Regions from separate parts of the Homo sapiens genome. Here region 2 is linked to region 1. Evidence: chromatin loops called from intact Hi-C (ENCODE). Cell type or tissue: ovary. All regions are shown on one strand. Each heading gives the region's core, and the rest is flanking DNA. Links, peaks and the distances in the headings are about the cores only.

The links. Peaks named below come from ENCODE experiments on the same cell type or tissue, not always from the same donor. Only the 100,000 strongest peaks of a DNase experiment are listed, where the experiment ranks them.
Region 2: a loop joins it to region 1, with 16 times the contacts of the local background. A loop is called at or near these places in 1 of 110 quality-filtered maps.

Annotation. Positions count from the first base shown.
Region 1 is chr16:13,970,587-13,975,972 of GRCh38, reverse strand. No RefSeq gene overlaps it. Among named protein-coding and RNA genes, the nearest start is that of LINC02185, 43 kb to the left of the region's middle. In ovary, for the core only: no CTCF peak of the experiment used is centred there; no DNase peak of the experiment used is centred there.
Region 2 is chr16:13,905,893-13,911,278 of GRCh38, reverse strand. LOC105371093 (a long non-coding RNA gene) reads left to right here. Exons shown (of 4, transcript XR_007065000.1): 2 at 2,551-2,728. Among named protein-coding and RNA genes, the nearest start is that of ERCC4, 12 kb to the left of the region's middle. In ovary, for the core only: no CTCF peak of the experiment used is centred there; no DNase peak of the experiment used is centred there; H3K4me3 peaks cover 463 bases; H3K27ac peaks cover 355 bases.

The DNA.
Region 1 (5,386 bases), core at 314-5,313:
TGGGTTGCTGGGCACTGTTCCTGGGATTCTGTTGCTTCCTCCTTCCCACGTCTACTTTCATAGTTCCTTCTGCCAGGAGAGCATTCTCTTCTTTGAGCTCTGGATTAATCTGACAGAAATTAATTTGTTGAAAGCCAATTTATCGAATTAGTTTTCCAGAATGAACCGTTGGCCAAAATTACCCAGTTTGCCTATTCTCTAAAGCCAAAAGTTTTAATAGCTTTCACTAGAAAGTTTAACAACTTTACAGGAAATTTTGAGTTTTGGTTATTGGTAGTAAGAATATATTTTTAGCCTTTCTTGTAGAAAATTTTTGATTTACGTTAACTTTTTTCCTCCAACATATTTACAATTTTTAGACATACTGAAAAATTTTACAGCAAATGTCTGCATACTCATTATCTACATTGTAAAATGGTTTACATTGATTTTTAAAAATAATTGCTTTTTTTTTTTTTTTGAGACAAAGTCTCACTCTGTCACCCAGGCTGGAGTGCAGTGGTGTGATCTTGGCTCACTGCAACCTCCACCCGGCAGGTTCAAGTGATTCTCCCGTGCCTCAGCCTCCTGAGTAGCTGGGATTTCAGGCATGTGCCACCACGCCCAGCTAATTTTCTTGTATTTTTAGTCAAGACAGGATTTTGCCATGTTGGCCAGGCTGGTCTCGAACTCCTGGTCTCAAGGGATCCACCTGCCCTGGCCTCCCAAAGTGCTGGGATTACAGGCATGAGCCATCACCTCCAGCTAGTAATTGCTAATTTAATGTTCTGATCATGATCTTTGTTCACTCATTTGGTGTTTATGCAACTTAAGAGGCTTTTAAGTTGATTTTATTGATTGCTTCTTTTAAAATTCCTATTTATGGTTAATGCATGTCAGATATAAAGTACTAATAATATGATTCATTATAATAATTCATTCCGATGAAATTAATTTTCTCTCACTCATGTATTCCAAATTATCCTTGTTAGAAACCAGAATTTCAGCATTTTTCAGGAAAGGGTTATTTCAGTTAGTCCTGATATTTTTAGTATGGTTTTAAATTTACAATTTCAGATTTCTTTGGGACATTTTGCATTAAAATTTAACATGTTTAACACTGAATTCCAACTAAATTCAATTTTAAATTTGATGCATTTAAATTTAAGCCTGATATGTCATTAAAGGAACTGGCAAAAGATTATTATAAATGTTTATAGTTTGAAGGATAGAAAAAGACATTCAAAAGTATCACAAAAGAATTTAGAAGAAACTGAAGAAAATCTGACATGAAAGGCTAAAATTTTGCTTGGTAAATACAGCACTTCATATGAAAAAACCCTTCATTTTAGGCTTATTCCGACTTTGTCACATTTTTAAAAGTATCATTTTATAAGATCCATTTGCCAACGATTGCATTATCAATTGTTTTTAATTAGTGCCCAGGAAAGTATATCTCACAGTCAGAAACCAACTTGAATATCCCAGTGAAAGCTACTCAGTAACTTTGGCAAATTCAGTATATAGGTCATTTGGCAAACTGGATTTCTGCACATTGATTTTCTGTGAGTTGATCAGGCGATGAATTCACCAAGAACTAAGTAAGTGCTCTACACAGATCATTTTATTTTGTTTTCCTAATAAACTTAGGTTCTCTGTACTACTATTCCCATTTTACAAATGACAACACACATGCTTTGGTTGGGTGGGGAATTTAAGATACGAACTGGGCTGGGCGTGGTGGCTCATGCCTGTAATCCCAACACTTTGGGAGGCTTAGGCGGGCAGATCACGAGGTCAGGAGTTCGAGACCAGCCTGGCCAACATGGTGAAACCTCATCCCTACTAAAAATACAAAAATTTGCCGGGAGTGGTGGTGCGGGCCTGTAATCCCAGCTACTCAGGAGGCTGAGGCAGGAGAATTGCTTGAAACCGGAAGGTGGAGGTTGCAGTGAGCCGAGATCGTGCCACTGCACTCCAGCCTGGATGAAAGAGCGAAACTCCGTCTCAAAAAAACAAAAAGATACTAACTTAGGCTGTGTGAGCCCAGAGTTTGTATTCTTAACCTCAGAGCTAACTCTCTAGCTCCCCACCAGCTCTCTGGCTCTCTGCTGTTGATGGCAGTATAAACTGTTACATTAGGCACTGCTTCTTCCAGGGAGCCTCCCCTGACTCCCAAGACTTAGATAATCCCCTCTCTCTTCTCAGTGAACTCTGATCATGGTATGTCCATGTTGCTTTGAAAGCATCAGTATGTTCCCCATGGTACTGAGGGCGGGACCATTAACTGTTTCATCTTGGGTAGCCCTGGCACCCAGCATAAGATTCTGGTGCAGAGGAGGTGATCAGTGAGGTTGTGCCAGATGCCACCGGATCACAGAGCTTATCCACCCTTGCGTTTTCAGACAGAGAACGTCAGCTCTTATCCCTCATGTTCCTGTAGCTTTGGTGTGGGGTCTGGGCTGCCGGCTTTGGCAGACATACCCAGACAGTGACTTAACCAGTTGTGTGAGGTGTCTGTTCCCTGTGCCCCCGCCACCCGCAACTTGGTTTCTCAAAATGGAAGGGTGGACTGGTTGTAGGCTGCTGTATTATTCAGCATCACTTTCAGGAAGGCAAACAAGAATAAAAGAGGCCTGAGGAAAATGGCTTTTGCAGTTTTTCTTTCTCTTTTACATCATCCTATTTTCTTCACTGTGCTTAAAACAATCTGTACAAACAATCCTGCTTGTCTCCTTGTTCTCTCCCCTGATGAGAAAGTAACTCTAGGAAAGCTTAGATCTTGTCTGACTTACTCTGTACCATATTGTTAGGGTCTAATACAATACCTAGCACAAAGTTGGTTCTTGGTTAATATTTGTTGAATGAATAGGCTTTAGGTTCCTCAACGTTATCTCTAAAGCTTCTTCTAGCTCTAATGTTGTGTAACCCTGGGACTATTCTGGTAACCTAACCCAAAGCATCTTATCAAACTGCCCTACATATTAGGGAGAAAATGATGAGGAGCAAATAAAAGTTGATTTAGTATCATTTGTTTGACATTACTACTATGATTGTAACTGCTTATATTTTTAAATTATGTATAATTTATAAATATTTTCAGAATAGTTTCTAATTTATTTAAATTTAAATAAATAAGCTCTAATTAAAAATTATCTTTAAACAAGCAAAATATAGAAAGAAATAAAAGAAACACGAGGTTATAAGTTATGAGGAATATGGAAAGCTAGGATGGGAATCCCAGATCCAAAAAGATTGGAAATATTCTTTTATAAATCAGAAAACAGACAAGGGTGTTTACTGTCATCCCATCTACCCAACATTGTATTGGAAGTTCTACAGTGTAATAAGACAAGAAAAAGAAATTAGAGGCATAGGAATTGGAAGGGAAGAAATAAAACAGTCATAACTTTCAGGTAACAGGATAATCATACAGAAAAGCCAAAAGAAGCCACAGTTAAGGCATTATAAATGAGATTTAACTAGGCTCCTTGTGACATTAAAGTGAAAAATTCCATTGCATTTACTACACCAACAGCAGAGTAGAAGATATAATTAAAGAGAATAATTTTCAATGGTACTAGAGAATATAAAATATCTTAGAATAAATCTAATAAAAGAAATCTCTAATCCCTACATGGAAAATTATAAAACTTTATTAAGAGATAGTAAAGAAGGTTAAATAAATGGAGAGAAATATGTTCATGGATAAATATTGGGAATAGGTCAATGCTCCCTAGATTGAGCTTTAAAGATAATTGCAGTTAAAATCCCAACAGAGATTTTATGGAACTTGATAAGATAATTCTAAAATTTATTTGGAACAGTAAAGGGCCAAGAATTAGTAGGACACTTCTGAAGAGAAAGAGTAGAGACAGGTCTGGCCCTACCACATATCAGAATTATTATTATTATTATTATTATTTTGAGACAGAGTCTCACTCTTTTGCCCAGGCCGGACTGCAGTGGCGCTGTCTTGGCTCACTGCAAGCTCCACCTGCCGGGTTCACGCCATTCTCCTGCCTCAGCCTCCCGAGTAGCTGGGACTACAGGCGCCCGCCACCGTGCCCAGCTAATTTTTTTGTGTGTGTGTGTGTGTTTTTTTTTTTAGTAGAGATGGGGTTTCACTGTGTTAGCCATGATGGTCTTGATCTCCTGACCTCATGATCCGCCAGCCTTGGCCTCCCAAAGTTCTGGGATTACAGGCGTGAGCCACCACGCCTGGCCATCAGAATTATTAATAAAGCTGTAGTAAGTGTATTGGTGCAGAGAGAAATACATTCATCAATAGAAGAGAATTAAGCCCATGAATAGACTGTATATAAAGTGGAAATTTGGTGTATGATAGACATGGAAAAAGATAAAATTTTAGCTCTTCCATGACATCATAAATAAATAAAATCAACTTTAAAAACAGTATAAGATACAGTTAAATATTTTAGATATTATAGTAGAATGGACTTATTAAACAATTTATCAAATGATATCTTAAACAAAAAAGATTAATTATAAAAGAGTGATACATTTTGCTATATTAAGAACTTTTGTTCATCAAAAGATACCTTAAAGAAAGTGAAAAGAAATAAACAAAGGATTAGCATTGAGAACATATTCAGTACTCCTTTTAATAAGAAAAGCATATCAGTTCTAGGAGCTGAGAAATGAAAGAAAAAAAAAGAAAAGCACAAACAGCTGTAGAAAAAATGGGCAAAAACCATAAACAGATACAGCTCAGAAAAAGAAAGGAGACATGTGGCCAATCCAGTAAAAGAGATACTTGGCACTGAAGGTGAAAATGCAAATCAGGACCATAATGAGGTACTATATTATGCACAACTGATCAGCAAAAATTAAAAGGTCTGATAATATCAAGTGTTGGGAGAGAATGTGGATCTGTCAGTTCTCATAGACATTACTGACCTGAGTGTAAGGGCAAGCACTTCAGAAAACAGTTTGGCCCTCTACCCTGAAGTTGAACATACATAAACCATCCAACCCAGTAATTTCCTTTCTAGGTACATACTGAAGAGAAATGTTTGCACACACTTGTATAAGTCATAAGACTAGGCACAAGAATGTTGATAAAAGTACTGTTTTGAGTAATACTGAAAACTTGTGGAGGAGAGGAGGCAGAGGAAGATGGCCAAACAGAAGCCTCCACCAATTGTCCTGCCCACAGGAACACCAAATTGAATAACTGTTCACACAAAACAGCATCTTCAGAAGAACCAAAAATCAGCTGAGCAATCACAGTACCTGGTTTTAACATTACATTAAGGAAAGAAGCACTGAAGAGGGTAGGAAAGACAGTCTTGAATTGCCAATGCCACCCTTCCTCCTTCCCCCAGCAGTGGCTGTGTGGCACAGAGAATCTGTGCACTGGGAGTGGGACAGCACAGTGATTGCA
Region 2 (5,386 bases), core at 236-5,235, 65 kb after region 1:
TGGTATGTCATCCTTTACATTGCTAATATTGTTTACTTGTCACTTCTTTGTTTTTCTGAATCAAAATTGCTGAGAGTTGTCTATTTTATGTATCTTTTCAAAGACCCAGCTTGTGTCTTTGTAGGTCAATTCTAGCACTTTTTATATTTAATTTCTATTTTTATTTTTTTTTCAGTGATCTTTGGCTCTATTTTGTTGTTCTTTTTCTAAGCTCTTCAGGTGAATGTTTAGTTCACTCTTTTCTCAATTTTTAAATATGCAATTCTAGTATATTAAGGTATGTGGTTATAAACATCCGTCCAAATACCACTTTGTCTATATCACACACAGTGCTTTCACTGTCATTTGGTTCTAAATATTTTGTAGTTGCTACTTTGATTTCTTGTTTAACCCATTAAATAAAAAGAGCATTTTTAGGTCTTTTTTTTTTTTTTTTTTTTTTTTAGACGAAGTCTTGCTCTGTCACCCAGGCTGGAGTGCAGTGGCACGATTTCGGCTCCTGAGTTTGCGCCACTGCACTCCAGCCTGGATGACAGAGCAACGTCTGCCTCCTGGGTTCAAGCAATTTTTACCTGCCTCAACCTCCTGAGCAGCTGGGATTACAGGCGTGCACCACTACCCCAGATAATTTTTGTATTTTTAGTACAGATGGGGTTTTACCGTGTTGCCCAGGCTGGTCTTGAACTCCTGACCTCAAGTGATCCACCCGCCTCAGCCTCCCAAAGTGCTGGGATCACAGGCATGAGCCACCAAGCCCAGATGGTGTTTTTAGGTTTCTAAATGTATGGAGGCTAGATAATATTGTTTTTTGGTAGATTTATAATTTTATTACACTGTAATCAATATGAGATCAATTTTTATGAAATTTATTAAGGCTTCCTTTGTGGCTTAAACACACGGGCTTTTTGTGGGTACATATTTTATGTGTATTTGAAAAGAATGTATAAACTGTTGGGCTTTGAAAATCTTTTATGCCTTGACAAGAGTTTTCAGTTTCTGAGCATGGTGTGTTACAATCCGTTCTGACTATGGCTGAAAGTACAGATAAGCAGAGTCAACAGTTCTGCAAAAACATTTGAATGGCAAAACCCCAATGATTCCTCACTTAAGAAGAATGTGAAAGCCCTGGACTTTTGTACTGGTGGTTGTGGCACTGCCAGGTGGCTCGATTCTGCACAATGACATTTCCTTGGCTGAGAAGCCCGTGCATTATCCAGAAAGAAGGGCATGTACTTGCCAGCCAGACACAAGCTGATTGGATGGAGGCATTTAGACAGTCAGCCACTATTTCTTTTACTCCCAAGAACAGGCTTTTGCTCTGCTCACTCTTCTGTGGGTAAATGAAACCTCTGGTGGCAGACTTCCATACTTCTAGTCTTGCCTATTGGCAGCCTTTCCTGGGTATTTTGCCGGGTACTCACTCATTGCTATTAATTTTGTGACCAATCTGCTTCCCACTTCTACTCCAGCCCTGTTTCTGTTGAACAATTTGTCTTTTTTCCCCTCCAAAATCTGTCCTTGATAAAGTCCAATCCATTGAACATTTGCAAGTATTGTTACCTTTATGCATACTTTAAGATACAATTTGTGGGCTGGGAGTGTTGGCTCATGCCTGTAATCCCAGAACTTTGGGAGGCCAGGGCAGGCAGATCACTTGAGGCCAGGAGTTCAAGACCAGCCTGGTCAAGATGATGAAACCCCGTCTTTACTAAAAATACAAAAAAATTAGCTGGACATGGTCATGGGTACCTGTAGTCCTGGTTACTTGGGAGGGTGAGGCAGAAGAATCGTTTGAACCTGGGAGGCATAGGTTGCAGTGAGCCGAGATTGTGCCACTGCACTCCAGCGTGGGTGACAGAGCCAGACTCCATCTCAAAAATAAAATGAAATAAAATAAAATAAAATAAAATTTGTTAAAATTCCAATGTGCTGGGGTTGCATTCGTGTTCTTAAATCAGGCTCTGCAGTTTACTATTGCCATGTTCATTAATAAGCGGATTTTAAAAAACATTTTAAATAATAATATTAAAATACTAATATTTTACTATTTTTATTTAAAGTGTACAATTTGGTAAGTTTTGACATATGTGTACATTTTGAAACCATCACCAAAACTCATGAATGTAGGCAATACCCTCCAAACGTGTCCTCGTGCCCTTGTAACCTCTCCCCGTATGAGTGCCTGACACTGGTCCCACTAATTCTTCAGCCTGGTTCTTCCCTGGCCTTGAGCTAACCCTAATATGCACGCATCCATCAGTCCACAGCTGATTTCCCAGGGAACCACTCCAACCTTCTCTCTCAGGCCACGCTCTTTCCTACAGGACTGTTTTCTGCCTTGGTCTTCCCTAATTTGCAGATCCATCTCCTTGACACAGGGCATCTCCTGGGCATTCCGTCCCTGGAAACTCTAGTTAGAAAGCTGGAGCAATCACAGTTTGGGCTCACCTTATTTGTTTTCCACCCTGAGACCCCTGTCCTTCATTGCCTGAAGTCTACTGCCTTGAAACTGCCATTTCACACACTTTGCCGGTATTTTTGTTGTTTCAGGTGTGAGGGTAAATCTGGCCCCCGTTCCTCCATCTTGGCTGGAAGTGGAAGTCCCGGTGGATATTTTTGAGCCCCTGATGTATGCCAGGCACTGCTGTAAGCACTGAGTATTCAAAGATGAACAAAATGATGTGGCCCCAGTCTCCTAAAATTTACTATCAAGAGAAGAAGACAACAGGTAAATAAATACACAAAATTATTATAGATGGTCATGAATGCTAAGAAGTAACCATGGACCAACATGAGAATAATGGGGACAGGAGTTGCTGCACACTAACAGGTGAGGTAAAGTCTGAAGAAGCAGCCAGTCATATGAGGAGGAGGAGGACAAGCCTCCTAGTCATGGAGAACAACTGTGCAAAGGACGTGGAAAGCTTGGCATGCTCTAGGCACAGATGGAAGGTCAGTGTGCCTGGGAGATGTAGGATGACATGGCGTTGGAGAGGAGGGTAAGATCCAGGTCATGGGAGCCTATGAGGCCATCCTAGAGTCTGGGCTGACTTCTAAGCACAATGGAAAGTCACGGAAAGTTTTAAGGAGGAGCACTCCATGATCTAATTTAATTATAGGAAGGTTGCCCAGGCATAATGGCTCATGCCTCTAATCCCCGTTCTTTGGGAAGCTGAGATGGGAGGACTGCTTGAGGCCAGAAGTTCAAGACCAGCTGGGCAACATTGCAAGACCCTGTGTCTATCTTATTAAAAAGAAATAATTGTAGAAGGGTCAGTCTGACTATTGGTGGAGAATGAGTTAGATGGGACAAAAAATAGATCCAAGGGGACCAGACAGGAAGCTGATATATGATTCAGCTGACAGATGATGGTAGACTTGAAAAAGGCAATGCTATGGAGGGATGAGAAGGGAATGGACCTGAGATATATCTGGGAGAACAGTAGACAGATTTCTTGATAGATGGGATGTGAGAGGAGGAGGGGAGGAAAGGAAGCATTAAGAATGACTCCTAGGTTTTCGACTAAAGCAACCATGTGGTTGGTGGTGCCTTTGGTGGGGATGAGGAAGGCTAGTGAGGGGTTGGACATGAGCTGGAGGCTGGAGAACAGGTTTGGGATGGGAAATCAGTAGGTTCATTTAGAATCACGAGTTTCATACAGGAAACCACTGAAAAGTGGAACAATGGAGACATTATAACCAGGAGCAGTGTCTTCTGAGTCTCTGTTGCCTTATCTGTAAATGTGGAATAATAATACCTTCCTCCTCGTTGTTGTAAGGAATGAATGAGGAAATATGCTGAGCATCACTGCATGGCTGCTCAAAAAAGTAAATTTCCTTATACAATTAAAGCAAGCTCTAGGCAAAACCATTAACTAGGTCAGTGGCTCCCAGAATTTGAGTTTATAGACTGAGACAGTAACTTAAAACAATGGATACAACTATGGGTGGCTGCCAAATTCTTATTTTGCCAAGGTAGGACATTAGATAAACAACTACTAACCATGATCATCATCACTTCATAAAAGAAATGACGTTCTAATACCAAAAAAATGTAGGAAGGTTATTTGTTATTTTCAGCTTAACAATAATAAAGGGTAATATGTCAACCTCTATCTATTTTCTTTTTCTTTCTCTCTCTCTCTCTCTCTCTCTCTCTCTCTCTCTCTCTCTCCCTCTCTCTCTCTCTCTCCCTTCCTTTTTTTCTCTTCTTTCTTACAGGATCTCACTATGTTGTCCAGGCTGGTCTCAAATTGCTGGCCTCAAATGATCTTCCCACCGCAGCCTCCCGAGTATCTGGGATTAGAGGTATACCCCGCCATGCCTGGCTATACTGTCAACTTAGCTTTCTAATGACCACTTCCTGTTTCATTTTCCCCTCGCACCACAGGGCAGTGAACAGTATCATGAGCAGGCATTGGGTACCTGGGTGCCTTTTGAGGAACCACTGAACTGAGCAGCAGCTGAATTCAGCCTCCTCTCCTTCACTTGTTTGCATCCCTGATTCCTCTCTACGTTTTTCTCCCTGGTTTGCAAGGATTATGTTGTCCTTTCATCCCTCCTGATGGCATCTATGGATGGTATCCCATTGTGGTTGTCACTATTTCCCATCATCCCCCTCTTCCGGGCCACCTAAAAGCCTACATTTTCCAGCTCCCCGCAGTTGACAAAACCATGTGACTATTCTGGCCAATAGGATGGGAGTACAAGCATTATGTCACTCAGAGGTGGAAGCATTTAAGGGCCAGCATGTGAGTCTCTGTGATGTTTTCTTTTTTTTCTCCCTCCATCCATAGTGAAGCATCTGTTGAAATGGAGGTGCCACAGATGGAAGCAACCATGGCACGGAGGGCAGCTTCCCCAGAAAACTGCCCAGACTCACAGAGGTCTTTGTGGGAGGAAGGAATAAACCTATGTAAAGCTCCCGAGATTTTTGCATTGCTTATTACTGCAGCATCACTTGGTCTGCTCCAGCCAACGGCAGCATCAAGATGTGTTTGACTTGAGCAAACTTAACATCTGATTTTGATAAATATCAGTCTGAAAAGAAAACAATTCCTGCTTTTCAATTTTTAATTTTTTAAAAAACTGAAATTATCTTGCATTTGCCTCCGTTTGACCCCTACTGGGATGCTAGGTTGAATTCTTTGTTGATGATTTAAATTAAAATCTCATAACACTAGGATGGAAAACAATCAGATATCCCCCAGTGCCCTTTATTACTGACCAGATTGCCTTTAAAGCTGCTTTCTTTCTGGGCATTCTCAGAGAATCTGGATAAATGACTTATCTCTCGCATTTTCCTCAGGGTCTTGTTATTCTTTTAAAACTTCTGTTATATACAGTGCTAGGTAAACACAGCATAATATGTTGTTTTGGGTTATGC